Linked DNA regions of Homo sapiens: region 2 is linked to region 1. Evidence: read pairs that join two places in POLR2A ChIA-PET (ENCODE). Cell type or tissue: MCF 10A. All regions are shown on one strand. Each heading gives the region's core, and the rest is flanking DNA. Links, peaks and the distances in the headings are about the cores only.

The links. Peaks named below come from ENCODE experiments on the same cell type or tissue, not always from the same donor. Only the 100,000 strongest peaks of a DNase experiment are listed, where the experiment ranks them.
Region 2: POLR2A ChIA-PET joins it to region 1 with 7 read pairs; 3 of 35 experiments call an interaction of 5 or more read pairs at or near these places.

The regions. Positions count from the first base shown.
Region 1 is chr11:3,123,047-3,128,918 of GRCh38, reverse strand. It overlaps OSBPL5 (oxysterol binding protein like 5), which reads left to right. Exons shown (of 22, transcript NM_020896.4): 3 at 2,364-2,446. Among named protein-coding and RNA genes, the nearest start is that of OSBPL5, 39 kb to the left of the region's middle. RefSeq lists a silencer at 4,186-4,480. In MCF 10A, for the core only: no CTCF peak of the experiment used is centred there; DNase peaks (open chromatin) are centred at 4,348 and 5,348.
Region 2 is chr11:3,020,321-3,026,192 of GRCh38, reverse strand. It overlaps CARS1 (cysteinyl-tRNA synthetase 1), which reads left to right. Exons shown (of 23, transcript NM_001014437.3): 11 at 5,861-5,872. Among named protein-coding and RNA genes, the nearest start is that of CARS1-AS1, 6.1 kb to the left of the region's middle. In MCF 10A, for the core only: no CTCF peak of the experiment used is centred there; a DNase peak (open chromatin) is centred at 3,622.

The DNA of each region.
Region 1 (5,872 bases), core at 2,923-5,422:
CACAGCTTCCATGCTGGGGACTGTGTGGGTTTCATGATCAAACGGTTTGTAGCTTGGTAGAGTGCCAGGTAATACGGCTTCTTGGCTTGACCTGCGGGGCCAGGTGAAGCCCATCTGGTTGAGGAGGGGGTTCCCACAGCCCAGGCTTTGGGAGTTATGGAGTGCAGTCATCCCAAAGTCAGCCCAGGCTTTGGGAGTTATGGAGTGCAGGCTCCAGGGACAGGTGGCCTGAGCCCCAGTCCTGGCAGGGTAACCCCAGGCCAGCTACTTGACCTCTCTAGGCCTCAGTTGACTGATCTATAAAATGGGACAATATTAGTACCTACTCCCAGCTATACATGGGTCCTGGGCTCTGAGAGGGGACAGCTGGAACCAGGCCTGCCTTCGTGCAATTGTAGATAAAGCACCCAGCACACAGACTCAGAACCTCTGCCCGCCAATGCTGCCACTCTCCAGGCCCCTCCCTGGCACCTAACTATGCACAACCCCTGCCCCAGCCAAGGCTGAGCTGTGACTGCTGTCCCCCAGAAAACCCAGCCCTTCCTCCCCTGTTCCCCTGAGAGTAGGAGGTAGGGGCAGGCACCTGCCTGGGGGACCTCTCCCCAGCTCTGCCCCCTCTCCTCCCACTGCCTGCTTTGGGGCTGAGGAAGTGGGAGCCCCAGCCCTGCCTGGCCATGGTCATCTCATCTGCCCTGGGGGGAGTGGGAGAGCATTGGGCGGATCCACCACCCAGGCTCGAGGGGCGTGTGGTCGCAGCCAAAGTCCCATCCAATAGATGGAAAAACGGAGTCCCAGCGTAGAGGTGGCCTTGCTGAAGGTGCTATGGCAGGCAGGGGCACTCGACACCCGGCAAGGTAAATCCTACACCTTTTATTCTCTGCTGTCACGTTCACCCTGGCCGGAGGCTTAGAAGCACTTGCAGAGTCAGGGGTGGGGAGGGGAAGGGCTGGGTCCCAGCTGCTGGTCAGTTTCAGAGGGACTCGGACCAACTAGCAACTGGCCCAGGCGGTGCAGAAGACGTGCTGGGAAGGGCCTTTTCCGAGGAATGGAGGCGGTAGGTCCCAGGCCAAGGGAGTGGGGTGGGTGTGGACAGGCTGTGAGGAGAAGGACCAGTGCTGACTTCCCCCTGCCCAGGGCACCTGCACCCTATCCCTTTGAGTGGTCCAAGGGCCCCAGCCTTTGAGTCCTCCCGGCCAGGAGGCAGCATCCACATGGAAAGTAGTTTGCTGGCGGCCACAGGCCAAGCCCCTAGAACTATATGAGAAAGTGCCAGAGGGAAGAGCGCTCCTGCTAGCCTCCCCCCAGCACTCCGGGTCAGGGGCGTAGCACTCTGCAGATGGGGAAGCAGAGGCTCCCAGGTGGGGGAGCAGCCACTGCCGGCCAGGGTCAGCGATGTTCTGTGACTGTGAGTGGCCACGGTCCAGGACCTTTGGACAGAACCACTTCCTCAGGCCACCGTCCTGGCTTTTCCGTTCTTCGTCCCCATCCAGTCCCTGCCCAGGGCTGTCAGGGAAGGACGGCTATAGACCCCAGGCCTTCCAGCTGGTCTGTGGCGTCTGTCCACGCACCCAGCCTGTTGCTGGCCTGTCGCCTGTGGCCTTGGCAGGATGGGGTTCACTCCAGCCCCCAGCCCCTCCGAGTCTCAGTGTCAGGGACCGGGGCAGTCAACCCTCGCCCACCAGCCACAGGAAGCAGCGGGAGCGGCCCTGCTGGGCAGACCTCAGGCTTCCCCTGCAGCCATCCCCTCCTTCCTCCTGTCCAGAAATCGTACCTTGGGAAACTGGCACCAAAGCAAACAGAGCCGGGGGAGGGGAGGCCATTTCCCAAAGGAGCAAACGCAGACACCTCAGGTCTCCCTCCTTTGCCTCTCCCTCCTTACCCAGCCTGCCAGGGTGGGATGGCAGACAGGGCTGACCACCTCCCAGCAAGAGCCCAGCACGCAGGGGCCGGCAGCATCCAGCCAGGGGGATGCACAGTCCAGGGGCCCCAAACCTGCCATGTGTCTTTGAGACTGGATGTCACATTCTTTTTCTGAAAACTGGGGACTCTGGCCTTCACAGACCCCCAATTGCACACTACAGCAGGCCCAGGATGCCGGTTCCTACCAGCTCCTGTCCCAGCTTCCTCCCTGTAGGTCCTGGAGGCCCTGCCAGTTCTCCTGGCACACTCCTCCCACAGTGACGCTTGCTGGCGTTTATTACACCTCTCAGGCAGTGTCCTGTTCCTGCCACCACCTCCGGCTGACTTCCTGCCCCTCCCAGGTCATCCGCACCCACGCTTCGCCTGCCTCACACCAGGCAGCGGCCTGAGAAGCCTGGCCACGCCACCATGCCTGGGTCCTCACTCCCACTGCTCTCTTGCAGGGAAGGACATGGAGCCCAACGGCCCGTCGCTGCCCAGGGATGAAGGGCCCCCGACCCCAAGCTCTGCCACGAAGGTGCCACCGGTAAGAGCCTGGGTATAGGAGGATCCATGAGCCAGAGCCTGGCTCTGGGGACAGCAGGAAACGGCTGGGGAAAAGGACAGCAGGGCGTCCAGCTGAGCCTGCCATTCCAGCCTGTTCGGGGGAAACAGCTCCCAATCCTAGACTGTGCTGCTCCGGGAGGGCTGCTGGTGGATATTTGGGCTGTTTTCACCATATAGCTGTCATGAAAAATGCTTCCGTGAACATGTGTGCACGTGTATTTGACTATCAGTTTTCAGTTCTCTCAGGTATAAACCTAGAGTAATTGGAATTGCTAGGTCACATGGTAATTCCAGGATAATATAGAACTCTCAAAATTGTCTGTTTAACTTTTGGAGGAACTGCCAAACTCCTTTCCCAGCGGCTGCACCATCTTACATGGCCACCCACAGTGCACAAGGGCTCCAGTTCCTCACATCCTCACCAACGCTTGCTATTTTCTGATTTGTTGTTTTCTTTTTTCCTTTTTCTTTGAAATGGAGTCTCCCTCTGTCACCCAGGCTGGAGTGCAGTGGCACAATCTCAGCTCACTGCAAGCTCCGCCTCCCAAGTTCACGCCATTCTCCTGCCTCAGCCTCCCGAGGAGCTGGGACTACAGGTGCCCGCCACCACGGCCGGCCAATTTTTTGTATTTTTTTTTTTTTTTTTTTGAGACGGAGTCTCGCTCTGTCACCCAGGCTGGAGTGCAGTGGCGCGATCTCGGCTCACTGCAAGCTCCGCCTCCCGGGTTCACACCATGCCCCTGCCTCAGCCTCCCGAGTAGCTGGGACTACAGGCGCCCGCCACCACGCCCGGCCAATTTTTTTGTATTTTTAGTAGAGACGGGTTTCACCGTGTTAGCCAGGATGGCCTTGATCTCCTGACCTCATGATCCACCCGCCTCGGCCTCCCAAAGTGCTGGGATTACAGGCGTGATTTGTTCTTTTTTGTGTTATTTTTATAGCTATCCTAGCGGGTATGAAGTAGCATCTCACTGCGGCTTCAGTTTGCATCTCTAATGACGGATAACATTGAACATCTTCGTGCACCCATTAGCCATTTGTATGTCCTGTTTGGAGAAATGTCTATTCCAGTTATTTGTCCATTTTTGGAATGGGTTGTTTGCCTTTTTGTTGCTGAGCTGCAAGAGTTCTTTATGCATTTTGGATACTAGGTCCTTATCCGATACATGATTTGCGACTACTTCCTCCCATTCCGTAGGTGGTTCTAAATTATATTTTTAAGGAATTTTCATAGGTTGCAAAGTTCTGGTCAGCCTGAAGTTCACAGTTCTGAGCAGCACTTCTCATCTCTCAGGTGCCTCCTTATGGCACTGTCACTGATGCACAGTAGCACTGAGGAGTGAGCAGAGGACCTGGCATGCCTGGACGGGGTACCCACCTGGCCTGCAGGAGGGAGGAGTGGGCAGGCACTCTCTGCAGTGCTGGGGCTGCAGGGGCTGCAGTGACCAGACCCAAGGGTCCTGCCCAGTTGGGGAGCAGGGGTTGCAAGTGCTCCATCCCATGCCATGCGGTCTTGCCTCTCTCTTCCCCTGTTGCCTCAAATACACACAGCCCCATTCAGCTGCATCTAGTGGGAAGCTGGGCAGAGGGGAATTGGCAGCAGGTTCATGCGTCCATCCATCCATCCATCCATCCATCCATTCATCCATTCATTCATTCGAGATGCTTGCTAAGCCCCCAGCTGCCGGTGTGAATGGGCAGTAGGGTAGAACCCTCCCCTGGTGGAAGCCACAGACAATCATCAGTTCACCACAGAAACGGCTGCGTGGTTGTATTGCAAAAGTCCTGGGCGGGCCAAGGGTGGTGTGTGTCACCAGGACCTGTGCCAGCAGGGATATGAGCTGTCCTGCTTCTGGGGAAGCAGCTCAGGGAGCCTGAGAAAGAAAGGAGCAGGGGCTACCCAGCCACAGGGAAAAGCATTCCAGGCTGGGAACACCATGTGCCAAGGTAACTAAGGGCATCATGAACAAGATCCTGGCTCAGGGGACTCCCAGGAGGGCAACTTAGGACACCTTCTCTGCCAGCCTGGGTCCCTGGAGGCCTGTCAACTGGCCAGGGTCCAGCATATGCCTCGTCACTCAGATCTGCCTCCTCCTTATCACTCATCGTCAGCCCAAAGACTGCTTCCAAGTCAGAGCCCCCCAGGCACCCCATCTTGTGCCGTTTTCTTCTTGTGATCCTGAATGCTCTTACTTGGCTAAGAAAGTGCCACAATGGAGCAACACTGCCTGGGTTCAGTCCCAGCTCAGCTCCTTATTAGCTGTGTGACCTTGGGCAGGTTTCTGAACCTCTCTGTGCGTAGGCTCTTCCTCTGTACAATGCTGAGAATAACAACGATGACCTGAGCTGTGGGATCTAACGTGCTTACATCCATGCACAGAACGCAGAACCGCAGCGCTCACCTGACCCCTGGCTCCTCCCGCCTCTGCGTGCTGGTGGCTGGTCTGCCTCTCCCTGAAAGAGCAGGACACTGGCATCTTTACTTTCTAACCTCAGTGCCTAAGGCCAAGCCTGGTGCCCAGTGCTGCCAGGACCGCCAGTCCGTGGAACGGTTCCATGCCCTGCCCCTTGCTAGCTCTCCACCTCTCTGTGCCTTGATTTCCCAGGCACAGAAATAAAATAGGGACAATAACCGGCCCCACCTTATGCATGGCTGGAGAATGAGGGGGATGAATACAGGCAGCACCCGAACAGGACCTGGTGCCCCAGCAGACAAGGCTTTAGCTCTGTACTTAGCACCATCATGATTGGGGTGGGGGCAGTCCCCAGCGCCCAGGGCTTCTAGCCAGGAGAAGGCCTGAGGGAGGCTTTCCTCGCCCTAGAGGCTCCGCTGGAAAGTGCTGAGCACCCGCAGACGCCCAGCCAGAGCAGGGCAGGGCGGGCACGCTTTCTCTGGAAAAGGCCAGACGGCATTTAGGCCCCGCCGCGGCGCAGGCTCCGTTCCAGGTACTCAGCACAGCCATCCAAGCACGAGAACAGCCACAGACAACGCCTGCCGGATCGCCTGGCCATGTGCCAAGAAAACCTTATTTATGGACTCCTCATTTGAATTTCATATAATTTTCACATCTCACAAATTATTCTTGTGATTTTTTTTCAACTGATTAAAACTGTGGAAGCTGTTCTTAGCTTGCAGACCACGCGGAAGGAGGCAGCAGGCAGGATTCGGGTCGTAGCTTGCTGTCCCCAGCCTGCAGGCTTTAGACCTGGTTCTGTGTCCCAACTCGCCCCCTACCCTGCCTCAGGTTCCCCATCTGTAGAAGAACCGTGGCCCCCTTCTGCCTCCAAGATATTGGGACTGCCGCCCTGGGCCCGTGCAGTCAGCCACATGCTGGGGTCAGGTTCGGACCTGGACAGTGACCTCTGCCCACGGCTCCCAGGGGATGGGGTGGGCACCCCCACTGCA
Region 2 (5,872 bases), core at 2,281-4,780, 100 kb after region 1:
TTCTCAGCTTCTGGTGACCACTGTTCTATGCTGCACCTCCTTGAGGTCCACCGTTTTTTAGCTCCCACATAAGAGAGAGGACATGTGATATTTGTCTTTCTCTGCCTGGTTTATTTCACTTAACAGAATGTCTTCCAGTTCCATCCATGTTGCTGTAAAAGACAAGATGTCATTTTTTTATGGTGTGTTATTTTTTAAGAAACAAAAGACAGTAAACGCAGTGCTGTCTTGAGAAACATAGTGGCCCCTGGGGCCTGGATTCACAGGGCTGGTGTTTGCTGGCTGAGCATGTGAGGTTTAGGGGGATTGTGGGGTGCTGGGATGTGTGCCGAGTGATGCATATTTGACAACAGCCTGTGCGCCCATCTGGATCCAAATGCTTCAAACACAGATATCAGACTTTTTCTAGACCAGGCAGAATTATATTGGGAACCCTTTCGTTGGTGTTTTCTTCATGTTTATCCCTTAAGTGAATCTGGGGACACATCCACAAGAGGCAAGGTTGGAAGCCTCCCTGCAGAGTGGGGATTCCCGCAATGTGCCAGGGCACGTTCTGCACCCCCACCCCGCCTGTCCTAGTGTTTCTGGAAGACAATTTGGCCATAAAAATGTTCATACTTTTATCTAATTTTAGGCTCTATTCTAAAGAAATATCAGAACCTAAAATAAAGGTGCGGTGGCTCACGCCTATAATCCCAGCACTTTTGGAGGCCGAGGTGGGTGGATCACCTGAGGTTGGGAGTTCGAGACCAGCCTGGCCAACATGGCGAAACCCCATCTCTACTAAAAATACACAAATTAGCCAGGTGTGGTGGTGCTTGCCTGTAATCCCAGCTACTCAGGAGGCTGAGGCATGAGAATCACTTGAACCCAGGAGGCAGAGGTTATAGTGAGCCAAGATTGTGCCACTGCACTCCAGCCTGGGTGACAGAATGAGACTCTGTCTCAAAAAAATATATAATAAAATAAAACCAGACAACACAGACTGAAGAAAGATAGAGATAGCCAGGTTGACACATAAATATCAGACCCATGGCATTTCAGGCTCCGGGTTTGTGGGAGTAGAGGGGCGGGTTTGTGATGATGAAGCGCCTCAGCTCTGAGAGGATGCAGCCTGGGCCTCTGGACCAGAAGGCTTCACTACCCTAGAACCAGAGTGGACATGCCCACGTTTCATGCACTTCCCAGGAGTTGACAGATCAAGTAGGCCAAGAATTAATACGGATATGAAAGGTTTGAAATACAGTTAACAGGCTTGGTTTGAGAGCTGGGAACTTTGCACTCAGGAATTAAAGAACATCCTTTCCTTCCAAGAACACAGAAACATATGCCAGGCCACAGAAAGATTTCCACAAATCTCAAAGAACCGTTTTCAAGGAACCCTCATTCTGTCAAGGAGCCCTCATTCTGTCACCATGGAGCGATTGTATTAGATAACAACACTTGGCCAGACATGGCGACCCACACCTGTAATCCCAGCACTTTGGGAGGCCGAGGCAGGAGGATCGCTTGAGCCCAGGAGTTCCAGACCAACCTGGGCAACATAGGGAGACCCCCTTTCTACAAAAAATTTAAAAATGAGCTGGGTGTGGTGGCACGTGCCTATAGTCCCAGCTACTTAAGAGGCTGATGCAGGAGGATCACTTCAGCCCAAGAAGTCAAGGCTGCAGTGAGCCCTGATTGTGCCATTGCACTCCAGCCTGGGCAACAGAGCAAGACTCTGTCTCAAAGACATTAAAAAAATTTTTTTTTTAAAATAAAAAAGATACCAACACTGACAGGACGGACGTCTAAAATGTACAAACTTGTCTGGGGGGTTGAAATCATGCTCCTGGATAACTCCTAGGAAAGAAAACCACAGTGGGAAATCAGGGGTGTTTAAGCAGAACAGCAGCAAAGGTGCCACACACCAAATCTGGAGAATGCCCCTAAAGCACCAATTAGAGGAAACTGATGTTTTTAAATGTAGTTATTAAAAAACAAAGATGGAAAATAAGTGAGGTGCCGGGTGCAGTGGCTCACGCCTGTAATCCCAGCACTTTGGGAGGCCAAGGCAGGCGGATCACGAGGTCAGGAGTTCGAGACCAGCCTGGCCAATGTGGTGAAACCCCATCTCTACTAAAAATACAAAAATTAGCCGGGTGTGGTGGCGCATGCCTGTAGTCCCAGCTACTCGGGAGGCTGAGGCAGAAGAATCGCTTGAACCCTGGAGGCGGAGGTTGCAGTGAGCTGAGAGCGTGCCACTGCACTCCAACCTGGGTGACAGAGCAAGAGTCCATCTCAAACAAAAAAAAAGGAAATAAGTGAGCTAAGCAGTCAGTCAAAAAGCTGGGAAAGGAACAAGAAGAAGTAGAAAGAAATAGGAGGAAATAAAGTAAAATCAGAGATTAAAGAAACAGAAACAATTGTAAAAGCCAAAAGCTGATTCTTCTCAAAAAATAATATAGAAGAACCCTTAGCAAGTTTGATTAATAAAAGTAGAAGATTGAAAAACATATTAGGGCTGAATTATAGCTCATGCCTATAATTCAGCACTTTGGGAGGCCGAGGCAGGAGGATCGCTTGAGGCCAGGAATTCAAGACCATCGTGGGCAATGTAGTGAGACCGCATCTCTACAAAAATTTTAAAAATTAGCTGAGTGTGGTAGCATGCACCTGTAGTCCCAGTTACTCAGAAGGCTGAGGTAAGAGGGTTGCTTGAGCCAGGGAGGTCGAGGCTGTAGTGAGCTGTGATTACACCGTTGCACTCCAGCCTGGCTGACAGCAAGATCCTGTGTGTGTGTTTGAATGTATGTATGTATGTATGTATGTTTGAATAACAAGACAAAAATGGAATGTAACTATGGATATAGTAGAGCATTTCTTAAAGTCCTTAGAGGAAGCCGTGAACAACTCGCACTGCATTTGACACTTAGATGCCGGGAGGGAACTGGCAGCACATGGGAAAGGTGGGAGTGGTAAGTGGAGCAGTGCCCTCAGGTCACGTGGTGAAGGAATGTTCTGGAGGCAGCTAGAGCACACTGACTCACCACTTTATGATGAATTTTGCTATCTGGCCCCATCTAGGGTCTTTTTCTTAAATACCATTTATTCTTGGGCCCATTTTCTTCCAGAATGACTTCAGCATTGGTTTAAGTTCCAGGAAACAGGAGTAGAATCTAACAGCCAATATGCAGGACCAAAGAGGGACATGGATTTCCACCCCTCCACAGTCAGTGATCAGACGTGGGCACATGACCACCCCCGCAACCTCCCCCCACCATGGGGAGTCATAAGGAGTGTAGCCTTAGCTCTGTGCAGTCATGTGCTCCTCGCCATGGGGACTCTAATGGTAGAGGAAAAGGGGAGGGGTGATGCTGGGGCCCAAGTGGTCCTAGATGATGACAGCTCCTCACTCCGCCAAGTAAGATGACCCACCAGAGGCAGATGGGCCATGCAGACCACTCGGGAAGGCACGTGGCAGGAAGGCCTAGTGCAGGGAGGAAGCTCCCCCAGTGGGAGAGAACAGGACCCTGTTGTGCTGGTATGAACATGCTTGTAGGGTCAAAGCTAGAAACACTCACTCTGCCTCTGGGGAGAGAGACAGGAAATGAAACCAAGAAGGAAAACTTGAAAGACATTGTGTTGTAACCATAATAGGTCTGTTGCCCAATGCACAGCGAGTCAGTATACCGGGATACCAGGGGTTGCCGTAGAAGAAGCGTAGTAATTGTATGGTGGACAAATGGAGATGGGAGGAAACCTCAGATCCGCCTCCCTGAGATTTGGGGAGGGGTTTTTAATTGCTCTGGACAGGTGATGGGGATTGCCGGTTGCTGGGGAAGTGAGGGGCGAAGTCATGGGACAGGGAGGTAAACCACATTTCTGCGACGAGTCAGTTCCTTGGTGCAGGTCTTCAGACCAGTTGGCAACAGCTGTCCTGCTGGAATTCAGGATCCAAAAAATACCTTAAGCAGTTCTTGGTAAAAAGGTCCAGGGTTAGAGATTCTATCGCTAGGAACAGTGGTGGAGCAGGTGGTCAGCGTGCTATGTGACTCTCAGTTAGAGCTGCAGGGAAGCGGATGGACGTGCACTGCACCTGGCCAGTGACCGGCCTCATCATTCTGCCTATAGCCTGCCTTGGAATTCTCATTAACCCTATGAGGGCAGTTGCAGTGTGATGTTTGCTGAAGGATAGGGTGTTTGTGGGGAGGGTCCTGTGTTCTCTGTTATCAATTTTTTCAAAGCGTATTTTTAAAAAATCAGATATAAACTTTCATGAGTAAGTTCATAATAATGAAAAGTTGAAAACGTGAATGTATATTTTCTATCAAAGAGCATCTAAAAGCGAATGTCATGGGCCATATCACATTGTGCTTTTGCGGAATTGTCAGTGGCAGAACAGTGCGGAGGTAGAAGGAAGCCAGGACAGCGGCCTTCCGTGTTGGTGGATAGATCTGGATTTTGCTTGCAGAGGTTTTTTGTGTTTTTGTGTGTTTGTTTTTTAATCTGGGAATCAGTATACCAAAATGGTAACAGTAGTAATTCCTAGGTTAAAAGATAATGGCAATTTTTTTCCTAGTTTTCTTTTTTTATCTTTCAAATATTCTACATTTAGTACATATTTTATAATCATGAACTTGGTGTTTAGAAAAATATATTTAGCGGTGCTTTTCCTCTGGACTCTGTTTCTCAGGGCAGCTTAGGTCTGTTGCCTGATTAGGCTCCTGAAAAGTGGATTTGTCACCTGGAAAGATCTCACTGCAGCTTCTTCAGGGTCACCTGAGTTAGAACCCTAGATGGAGTCTGTTCTTCCTCCACAAGGGGGTGACAGCACCTAAGGCAGCCCTTAGACCAGGGACCAGGAAAGGCTGCAGCAGCCGGGCAAGACCTGGCGTGGGTCCTGGTAACCTTATGCCTAGAGTGAAGACCTCTGCTCTGCCCATTCATCGAACAAAGGGTGATTCTCTGCGTGACCTTTGGACTGGCTCACAGGTTTCTTTATTCACAGCAGCTAATCTTTTCCATTGGTCCTGCATGTATTGTTGAGAGAAATCTGCAGTGATGGTGCATTCCTTTTCTGGGGACTCAGACCGCCTTGTACCCTGAGTGTCAGGTGGCTGAGTGTCACCGAGTCAATGCATGGAATTCACCAAGGGGTTATTTCTCATCCCTCTGGCAAGGCATAGACAGTCTTGTTTTTGTTGGCCAGGTGATCATTGGCTTTGTCCAGGAAATAGAACTTGTGCCAAGAGCAGTACTCCCCTTTTCTTATGGCCTTCCTGGACTATTCTTTAGTTTCCTTCACCTATTTTCCCCTTATAAATACACAGGAACAGCAAATGTCCCCTTCACCACTGCACTGCCACCAGGTTCCCTGCAGTAGTACACAGCAGCTTAGCTGCATCCTTGTATCCCCCGGGACCCATAAGCAGATAGTTGTGCGGGCCCTTGACATATTGACCCCACCCGCATGAACCAGGCAGGATCCCTGAGCCATGCCCCAGTGGCTGCACCACTATGTCACCTCCTAGCTTTAGCCCAGGGTTCTTATCACTTGTCCTAGACACTGGTGGGCTAATGCTGTGAGAAGGCAGCAGGAAGGTGAATGTCTTACGGAGACCCCAGATGTGGCCTCAAGTCAGCCAGGTATATAAGCTGGTGACTTTGGGGATTATGTACCGTTTTGTAAATCTAGACACTGGGTCAACACCAGAATCTGGTAATACATAGTTAACTTGAAGAAATGCTTGAGCCAAGTTAATAAACAGAAGTTAGTCAGAAGGACTGCCCATTAGGCACCGTGGATGGCCTTGAAGTGAGACATGTGGGTCTGTGGGTGCTGCTGAGTGACCTTGCCTGGCGTCCCTCGTGTTTGCAGGTGACCTGAGCA